Regions from separate parts of the Homo sapiens genome. Here regions 2 and 3 are each linked to region 1. A link is an interaction called in ENCODE POLR2A ChIA-PET data of the cell type or tissue named here. Cell type or tissue: MCF 10A. All regions are shown on one strand. Each heading gives the region's core, and the rest is flanking DNA. Links, peaks and the distances in the headings are about the cores only.

The links. Peaks named below come from ENCODE experiments on the same cell type or tissue, not always from the same donor. Only the 100,000 strongest peaks of a DNase experiment are listed, where the experiment ranks them.
Region 2: POLR2A ChIA-PET joins it to region 1 with 5 read pairs; 1 of 35 experiments calls an interaction of 5 or more read pairs at or near these places.
Region 3: POLR2A ChIA-PET joins it to region 1 with 7 read pairs; 3 of 35 experiments call an interaction of 5 or more read pairs at or near these places.

What each region holds. Positions count from the first base shown.
Region 1 is chr13:100,067,672-100,071,053 of GRCh38, reverse strand. No RefSeq gene overlaps it. Among named protein-coding and RNA genes, the nearest start is that of PCCA-DT, 20 kb to the left of the region's middle. In MCF 10A, for the core only: no CTCF peak of the experiment used is centred there; a DNase peak (open chromatin) is centred at 1,563.
Region 2 is chr13:100,543,263-100,546,644 of GRCh38, reverse strand. The region is part of intron 2 of GGACT (gamma-glutamylamine cyclotransferase); the gene reads left to right. Among named protein-coding and RNA genes, the nearest start is that of GGACT, 44 kb to the left of the region's middle. RefSeq lists enhancers at 703-1,425, 1,426-2,149. In MCF 10A, for the core only: no CTCF peak of the experiment used is centred there; a DNase peak (open chromatin) is centred at 1,574.
Region 3 is chr13:100,218,915-100,222,296 of GRCh38, reverse strand. All of the region lies in intron 7 of PCCA (propionyl-CoA carboxylase subunit alpha), which reads right to left. Among named protein-coding and RNA genes, the nearest start is that of PCCA, 130 kb to the right of the region's middle. In MCF 10A, for the core only: no CTCF peak of the experiment used is centred there; no DNase peak of the experiment used is centred there.

The DNA of each region.
Region 1 (3,382 bases), core at 520-3,019:
ATTGCCTATGACTGGGGTGATACGCTTGGTTTTGTAAAAACTGAGGTAAAATAGGCATAACAAAATTTAGCATTTTAACCATCTTTCAGTGTATGGTCCAGTGGCATTAAGTACATTCACGCTGTTGTGCCCCTATCACCACTATCCATCCCAAACTTTTTTCATCTTGCAAAACTGAAACTCTATCCATTAAACACTAACCCCTCATTTTCCTCCTTCTCCCAGCCTCTTGCAACCACCATCTACTTTCTCTCACTATGAATTTGGCTACTCTAGGTACTTCACATAAGTGGAATTGATACACTCATATCAACAACTATTTGTTTTATCAAGAAATATGAATACCTTTTCAAAAATATCCCTCAAAACAATCCCAGGCCAGGAACAGTAGCTCACACCTATAATCCCCACACTTTGGAAGACTGAAGCAGGAGAACCACTTGAGGCCAGAAGTTTGAGACCAACCTGGGCAACATAGCAAGACATGGTGTGTACAAACAATTTTTAAAAAACAAAAAATTAGTAGGGAATGGTGGCACCCACCTGTAGTCCCAGCAACTGGGGAGGCTGAGATGGGAGGATCGCTTGAGGCTGGAAGTTTGTGTGCTATGATCCTGCTACTGGATCTTGCTAGAGTGCTATGATCCTACTACTGCACTCTGCACTCCAGCCTGGGCAACATAGCAAAACTGCATCTAAAAAAACAAAAACAAAAACCATTGACAATTTAAAATGTAGAGGCTTCATCTGCTGAAGGACACATCAGAAAAAGACTGCCCTTTACCTCAGTGGAAAGGACCTTGTAGGCACTAACTAACAAATAACACAGCAATTGAACTCTAGGGTATTGATCCTTGCATCCTTCTTTCTTTCTTCCTTTTTTTAAGACAGGGTCTTTGTCACCCAGGTTGGAGTGCAGCGATGCAATCATAGCTCACTGTAAACTCAAACGCCCCAGTTCAAATGACCCACCTCAGCCTCCAAGTAGCTGGGACTACAGGCATGCGCCACCACACCCAGCTAATTTTTTTTTTTTTTAAGAGATGGGGTCTTGCCATGTTGCCCAGGCTGGTCTCAAACACCTGCCCTCAATCCCTCAAGATATCCTCCCACGTCAGCATCCCAAAGTGCTGAGATTACAGTCATGAGCCACTGTGCCCAGCTATATCCCTGTTTCTTGACCAAGGAGAAATTAGCCATTCTTGAATCAGGAGGACATTGCTATCAGAGACCTCAAATGGAGAATACTGAGGAATCATCCAGAAGCAGAAAACTGCAGGAAGGGGACAACTTCCACTGAAGACCATAGGAACAAGCTAACGACTGCATGAAGACAGCCCAAGACCTGAGGACCATGGAAGATAAGGAGCTGGAGCTATGTGTTTGTCACACTTCAATCTGCATGGAGGCTTTTCATAATTTTTCTAGATATTTTCTTTCATCTTTTTTGATTTATGCTTTGCTTTGTTGACAGACAGCTTGTTACCTTGACTAGAGTACCTATAAGCAATGATTTCTTAGAGCCAGATAGAACCGGCTTATGAGAATCAATTGCTAAATTGTCAGGAATCTTGCCAGATAGTTGTGAAACCACTGGTGACTTGAAATCAGTCTACAGGAACATGCACACAATGGAAATCAGAAAACATAGTTTTATTTGTCCTTACAATGTGTGTCTGGAAAATGTTACTGCCAGTGTTCTATGTTCTAAAGTTATTTGAAGTAATCATTTCCCCTGTGTGATTAGGTTTTATATTCAGGTCTGTTCATTTGTTTCTGTTTGTGTTCAATTGTTTCTGTTTGTGTTTAATTTGATTTTTTCCCATTTGACTTAATTTTGGTTTTTGAATATATGAGTAATTTACATGATTGAAAAGTTAAAACTGTATAAAGAAAGATACTCCAAGAGTTCTTGCTCTCACCCTGTTCCCTATTCCCATCTCACCCATTGTTCAGAAGTAGCCATTTCCATTTTCAACAATTTCTTGTTTATTATTTCTTTGAAAAAATACATATGCATAAATATGTGTGTGCGTGTAGATGTGCCCTAGTTTATTCAATCAGTCTCCTATTCATGGGTAGTTGTACTGGTTTTCAAGCCATTCCTATTGCAAATAGCATATCTGTATAGCATATCTTATTTTGCATTTGCATATCATATCTGTACATCATAGTTTGCATTTGTGGAGGTGTATCAGCTAGATTTCTAGAAGAGTCACTGAATCAAAGAGTAGATGAACATGTAATTTTGTTAAATATTGCCAGATTTCCTTCCAGGGGAGTTGTGCCATTTTGCAATCCCAACAGCAATGTGTGGAAATACCTGTTTCTCCCCAGGCTTACCAACAGCGTATGTTGTCAAGCTTTTGTACTTCTGCCTAAGAACTGTGAGGTGTCTGAGATTTTTGCCCTCCTTGCAAGGTGGATGCCTTGCCCTGGTGGGCTTGTGTCAGAGCTAAAGAACACTGAAATTAGGAAACCCCCAGTCTTATAAGGAGCTACTAAAAACCTACCTAACCTTTGACCTGGAGGAAAATGTTGTTTTTATTGTCTTGGTCAGGAGAGGAATCTACCCTCTGTCCTTCCAGAATGTTTGCAGCACAAAAGACATTGAGAACAGAAGCTGTCACAAGACGTATAGAAACACCATGAAGGATTGTCTCTCAACACTGCCAATCTGATAAGGGAAGAACAGTATTTGAATATACGCTGTCCAGTACCTCCTGTGAATACCAAAATCCATGAATGCTCAGGTCCTTTATGTAAAATGTGGTAATATTTGCATATAACCTATGCACATACTCCAGTATACTTTAAATAATCTCTAGATTACTTATAATACCTAATACAATATAAATGCTATGCAAATGATTGATATACTCTATTATTTAGGGAATACTAATAAGAAAAATAAGTCTGTACATATTCAATACAAACAATTTTTTTTTCAAATACAGTCATGCACCCATAAGGAAGTTTTAGTCAACAGCTGACTACATATACAATGGTGGCTATACCATATAGCCTATGTGTGTAGTAAGCTATACCATCTAGGTTTGTGTAAGTACACTCTATGATGTTCGCACAATGGTGAAATCGCCTAACAACACTTTTTTTTTTTTTTTGAGATGAAGTCTTGCTCTTGCCCCCAGGCTGGAGTGCAATGGTGTGATCTCAGCTCACTGCAACATTCACCTCCCGGGTTCAAGCGATTCTCCTGCCTCAGCCTCCCGAATAGCTGGGATTACAGGAGTTTGTGACCATGCCTGGCTAATTTTTTTTTGTATTTTTAGTAGAGATGGTGTTTCACCATGTTGGCCAGGCTGGTCTAGAACTCCTGACCTCAGGTGATCCGCCTGCCTTGGCCTCCCAAAGTGCTGGG
Region 2 (3,382 bases), core at 254-2,753, 480 kb before region 1:
TGCTGCAGTGGTGAGATCATGGCTTATTGTGGCCTTGACTTCCTGGGCTCAAGCGATCCCCCCACCTCAGCCTCCCAAAATGCTGGGATTACAGGCATGAGCCACCGCACCCAGTCTATTTCCTTATTACAAAATTCTCAGCATGGAGTTTTTCATTCATCTTTATGTTTATGTTGTACAATATCAGTTTTAAGTTTCAGTGCATTTAACTCGTGGAATCACAGAAATGACAGTTTTCATAACTTACACATGCGTATTTCTTTTTTTTTTTTTTTTTTTTTTTGAGACAGAGTCTTGCCCTGTCGCCCAGGCTGGAGTGCAGTGGCGCCATCTCGGCTTACTGCAAGCTCCGCCTACCGGGTTCACGCCATTCCCCTGCCTCAGCCTCCCGAGTAGCTGGGACTATAGGCGCCCGCCACCATGCCCGGCTAATTTTTTTTGTATTTTTAGTAGAGATGCGGTTTCACCATGTTAGCTAGGATAGTCTCGATCTCCTGTCCTCGTGATCCACCCGCCTCGGCCTCCCAAAGTGCTGGCATTACAGGCGTGAGCCACTGTGCCCGGCCATCTATTTCATTCTTATCAGAAAGTTAACTGAGCTGTTTTTCACCTCTTGAGGTGCACATATTCTATCAACACTGTCTGCCTTCACCTACTGATGATGGAGGAAAAGAGGGGGAAAGGCACTCTGGGTGGCCCAGCAGGTTGCCCTGGCTTTCTGTGTCATTTTCCGAGTATGTGGTTGGCTGACGCATGTGTAGGAAGGGACATGATGGGGCCTTTGGTGTCTGAATTCTCCGAACCCTTACTTCCTTCTGTAGGGGGAACAGGTTCTGCTTGCAATGGGAAGTGCAGCAGCTCACCCAAGCTTCACCCTAATGCCAGAAAGCCCCACACCCTGGGTCTACCACGATCCCACACTCCTGGGCTCTCCACTCACAGGAGTGCTGTGTTATTCCAGCAGGCTTCGCTTTGCTTACAAAATACAAAGACAAAATCGGGAATTTCAGGATAGTGGCAGCTTCTGAGTGCCAGTTCCATGGCACATGCCAGGCAGGCAGGCAGCCCAGGGTGTGCTTAATAAACCCTGAGGGCACCTTCTAGATTCAGGAGGCCACGGCAGATGTGACTGGAGCCTGGTATGAGGGCAGCCCAGGCCACTGGCTGCCTGGGGCCCTGGAGTGCTTGGGGGCAGTGAGGGGGTGCCCTCCTCCAGGGGCCCTGGGACGTGGAGGTCAGGAAGGAGGTCAGGAAGGGACGTGAAGGCTCTGCTGCCCTTGCCTGGGTCGCCTTGTGTGTGAGTCACTTCACCTCTGCCCCAGCTTCCCCATCTGCAAAAGGGGGGAGAAGCTGGGAGTGAAGCGGCCTCACCATGTGGTTTGGAGCACCAGGTGAAGAATGTAAGTAAAGCACTTGGCATGGGGTGGGCATGGAGTCAGGGCTCTCCCTTGGGGGTGGCGTTGATCCCCCGTGAGCCACAGGTAGGTCCGGCAAGTGGAGCCAGGTTCCTGAGGCCGTGCCTGCAGGTTGGCCCTGTGTGACGAGGTTGACGGCATCTCCAGTGTTGGGCCGCTGGCCGCCTGCCCAGCATGTGTTCCTGGCTCTGCCTCCTGCTGCCGCCTCCGCTGCGCCTTCTGAGTGTCACACCAGGAGGCAGCAGGGGCTGGCAGCACCTCCGCTCCTGCTGCCGTGCCTGGAATTTGGGGCCATGGCCCTGGCCGGTTCTCCATCCTGCCTGTTTGCATAGAGCTCGTTCCCTGGCCTGGCATCTTGGGATTTTCCAGTGATTCCTTTCCATACTTGAAGCAGACATGGGGATGCAGGGGATGGTCATGTCTGCGTTGTTGGTCACTGAACATTTTAAAGGTGGCAACACAATTGCCTTTAAAGTGATATGGCATGAAAAAAATCGTTATTTATATTTGGCATGGCCAAAGAGTAAAAACTCAAGGGATGGTTGCTGAGGAGCATTCAGGAGGCCTGGGGTGGCATCAGGGACCAAGTGTCCGTTTGATTTCACAGACCCGTAAGTGTTCAGTGTCTTGAGCGAACTGTGAAGAGGAGACCCTGGCCTCTGATTTCAAAGGCGCCAGCGTTTTACCGGGGCCGGTGCAGATAATGGAAGAAAGGTGTTTTGCCAGGGACTTTTCCGGGGTATGCAGTGGGGCTGGTGAGGGGTCTGCCTTAGCAGGAAGCCCTTGCCTTTGCTGTAAAGAAACTAGCAAGCGACAAAACGAAAGCATCAAAGAGCCAACAGGATGCGGCCCGAGCCCTCCCTGGCACGTTGCCCCGAGCCGCGCGGGGAAGAGTGACCTTAGGGCCCGCCTCGCGCACACAGGCCAGGCACAGGTTGAAAGTTCAAGGCATTTTGTTTTTTCACCTGTTTCCTACAGTTCTAAGAAACTTCTGAAGAATTAATGTGTAACTATATCAGACACTCGGCGTTTTCTCCAGGGAAAATAATGTTACAGTGGGGGAGGGAGGGGAAGTGGCTACTTGATGAGACACAAGAAGGTTTCCATAAAGTAAGAAAAACCCTCTCTAGGGGAAACGTGCACAACATCGCATGTGACTCTTACTCCATCTCCACCATGTAGAATGGCTGCGTTTGCTCAGGGCTGGCACAGTGTGGGGCTGCTGGTGGTCACAGAAGGACTAGAGCAGCAGTTGGTGTCCTTGAAACCAGTGTACAGCCGTGATCACCATGCCCTTCGTGAGTCTGGTGGGCCCAGGATCTGCTGGGGCCAATTTTGACACGAGGTATTGAATGACAAAAGCAAATTAATGCAGCAAATGTAAAGATAGAGATAAGCTCTTTGCCATGCCACCTTCTGGACCAGGAGTTTATGATTCTGATACTATTTCTCCCTGGCCAGTGGCAGAGCCCCTCTGGCAGGGGCCTGAGCTTCATGCTACCCAAGTCTAAATCATTTTACTTTTTTCTAACAAAGTCTTAACTTGCCAACTGGCAGTATGCATTGTTACTGGCTTGATATATCATGTGGAGAAAACAGATGCTTTGACATGATGACATACAGATTTTACTAACATTTCCTCCTGTCATGAAATTTTCATATAAAGATGAATATTTTCTTGAGGCACCATTTATAAAGGTGGTTTTTATGTTAGAAGCTGGTGTTGGCCAGGCGTGCTGGCTCATGCCTGCAATCTAGCACTTTGGGAGGCCGAGGTGGGCGGATCACAAGGTCAAGAGTTTGAGACCAGCCTGGCCAATATGGTGAAACCCCATCTCTACTAAAAATACAAAAATTAGCCAGGCGTGGTGGTGGGCACCTATAGTCCCAGCTACTCAGGAGGCTGAGGCAGGAGAACTGCTTGAACCTGGGAGGCGGAGGTTGCAGTGAGCCGAGATCGCGCCACT
Region 3 (3,382 bases), core at 254-2,753, 150 kb before region 1:
AAAACCAGCCTGGCCAACATGGTGAAACCTCATCTCTACTAAAAATACAAAAATTACTAAAAAATTACTAATTACTAAAAATACAAAAATTAGCCAGGCATGGTGGCGCATATCTGTAATCCCAGCTACTCCGGAGGCTGAGGCAGGAGAATCGCTTGAACCCAGGGGGCGGGGATGGAGTGAGTCCAGATTGTGCCACTGTACTCCAGTCTGGGCAACAGAGTGAGACTCTGTCTCAAAAAAAATTATTTCCACCAGGCGCAGTGGCTCACACCTGGACACCTATAATCCTAGCACTTTGGGGAGCCAAGGCAGGTGGATCACTTGAGGTCAGGAGTTTGAGACCAGCCTGGCCAATATGGCGAAACCCTGTCTCTACTAAAAATGCAAAATTAGCTGGACATGGTGGTTCATGTCTGTAATCCCAATTACTCGGGAGGCTGAGGCAGGAGAATTGCTTGAACCCGGGATGCAGAGGTTGCAGTGAGCTGAGATCGCACCACTGCACTCCAGGGTGAGACTCCGTCTCAAAAAAAAAAAAAAAAAAAAATTTCCCAGGGAAACAAAAGGACATTCCTTAAAAATTATTTGTAAATGCTTATCTGGAAACTATAACCTGCAGGTTCAGCTGTGGCGTCACAAATTCAGAAATAGTCGTTAGTGCAGATAATGAGAATCAATCATTTGAGAGTGTAATAGGATGTTACAAATCATCTAATGCATACAAGGAAAAAAACTGAAAAGATGAGATTTCTTTTCTCCTGTCTACCTTTCCATATTTTCCAAATTTACTAGAACAGAGGCTGCAAATTCAGATGCAGCCTCCTAAGAAGATAACCAAAATAACCTGTTGAACAAGCAAAACCAAGTGTATTACCCACAGACACATGTTCGAAGCCCACTAAAAGCCACAGTTCAAGATCTTAGATCTGGCATCTGCATGCTTCTCTGAGGCCCACTGAGCGACCCCCTCAGGGGTCTCCCCAACCACAATGGTGAGATGAGTCACACTGGGTAGAGGTCCAATTTCCTTTTCAACAACTGTAGGAATAAAGACCCACTGAATTTCTTATCACATTTGAAAATGTTTAATATTGGAAGAAACCTCCCATATTACTAATATACTGTCCTCAACATTTTTTATTCTAAGTCCATAAGTCAAAGTTCACCTGAAAGAAGACAGGCATAGGTTTCATAAGCCCATTTTCATGCTGACTCTAGAAGCCAGTGAGTTCAGAAGGTTTCATCAGATCATCATCCAAATAGAACACAATTTACCTGGGAACCTTGAGTATTTTCCTCTGTCTTGACTTGCTTTGTCCATGGAAGTCTGGGCCTAGGAGAGACAGTCTCTCCAAATCTTAAACCAACAAGGCACTGTCAGGTTTGCAGTTAGAGATGGCCAACCATTAGGCTGTGAGCCCAAGACAGGAGGTGCACAAACAACATATTCAATATGCCATTAGGAGACTCCCATGAGTTTGGCTCAGACTAAGTCTGTGGTCTCTCAGAGTCAGACTTCTGTTTCTTTAAATGCATTAAATATGTAATGCAAATTCATGGTCTTCTCTTTATAAATGGCATCATTTCACCAAGGATAGTTACAAAGTGGGGAGCAAGGAGAGGGAAATAGGAAGACCTATTAGAAAGGGGAAACAAATATCCTGAGAGTGACTTCAGACCCCAAATGCACAGAAAGCCAGTGGGGTTTAGAAAAACTGTGAATGACGGGGCGCGGTGGCACATGCCTGTAATCCCAACACTTTGGGAGGCCGAGGCAGGTGGATCACTTGAAGTAAGGAGTTCAAGACCCGGCCAACATGGTGAAACCCAGTCTCTACTAGAAATACCAAAAAAAAAAAAAAAAAAATTAGTCAGGCATGGTGGCTCAGACATGTGGTCCCAGCTACTTGGGAGGCTGAGGCAGGAGAACTGCTTCAACCCGGGAGGTGGAGGTTGCAGTTAGCCAAGATTGCGCCACTGCACTCCAGCCTGGGTGACAGAAAGAGACTCTTGTCTCAAAAAAAACAAAAACAAAAAAAAGAAACTGTAAATATTGGACACGGTCTTTTGAAGGCTATTACCAAAATCTTTCCTGTGAAAACAGGTAACTCTAATTCAGTTGTTCTAGCAGACGAAGGATAAGCCCCTTGCAGACTTCCAGGGTGGGCTCTTACTACCTTCAGTTAGCATTCAGGAGTAAGCCCTCAAGTAGTTGTGACCCCAGCTCCTTCCTCACTTCTTGTGAACAGCCTTAAGCCAGAAAAAGAAAATGTTATAAACAAGCAAAAACTGGCTGGGAAGGCACCACATTGTCAAACAATGTAACTCCATATTACACATTTCAAAAGAGCCTGAAAACAAAGGCAGTATAAGACCCAGAATAAGATGATACCCTTGAAGATAAAACTAGATGCTCCCACTCCAAAAATTAAACACCAGTCTTTTGATAAAGAAACCTGCAGAGATTGTAAGAAGAAATTACAATGGAAAAATAATTGTTCTGTTTTATTCAAGAGAATTGGGAAAAAATGATAGTAGGCAAATGTTCTAACAGCAAATCAAGTACCCATTTCTCCTTTTACTCTTCAACTCACAAGACGAATTTTCACTAATTATTAGCGGAGAAACAAGTAAAAATTTTATTGATATGGGTGGCAGTATATTTACCTTAATTCCTGCCATTGTTCCACAAGCTCTCCCTCGGAATCAACAAACTACTCAGTTGACAGATATGGATAATACCCGTCACATTTCCCATGTCCCAGCACACAACGGTCACCTTTGGACCTTTAGCCAAGAAACATTCCCTTCCTAGGAGACACTACATTCACTAATTTCATAAGGAAAAATCTCCCGTGTAAACAGAATTTCCAGATCAAACACTCTCCTGATGGTCTCTTCCTTGAACCCTTGAGGACTCCACCATTCATCATCAAGCCAGAAATAATTTGGACAGTGACACATCAGTATTCTTGGGAATAAATCAAGTCCAAATTGAAGATATCAAAAAGGCAACATTCCTCATCAAAAAAATATATAATTATACTGGTAGAAATATTCAGGCTGAGTAGATCAAGGTTCATAATGACACATCCAAACCCCTACCCAAATTCACACAAATGTCTAAAACAAAAAGGTAAAGAGGACAAGACCTCATAAGGAAATAATAATAATAATTTCATCATACACTGCTCAGGGGTTTGCAAGGCTGCAATCAGGGAGTGAACCAGGCTGCATTGTCACTGGAGACTCAAATGGGGAGAAATTTGCTGCCAAGCTCTTTCAGGTAGTTGGCAGAATTATGTCCTTGTAGCTGCATGATGAAGGACCCCAGCCTTTTGCTAGCTCTTGGGTAGAGACTGTCCTTACATAGATCCTT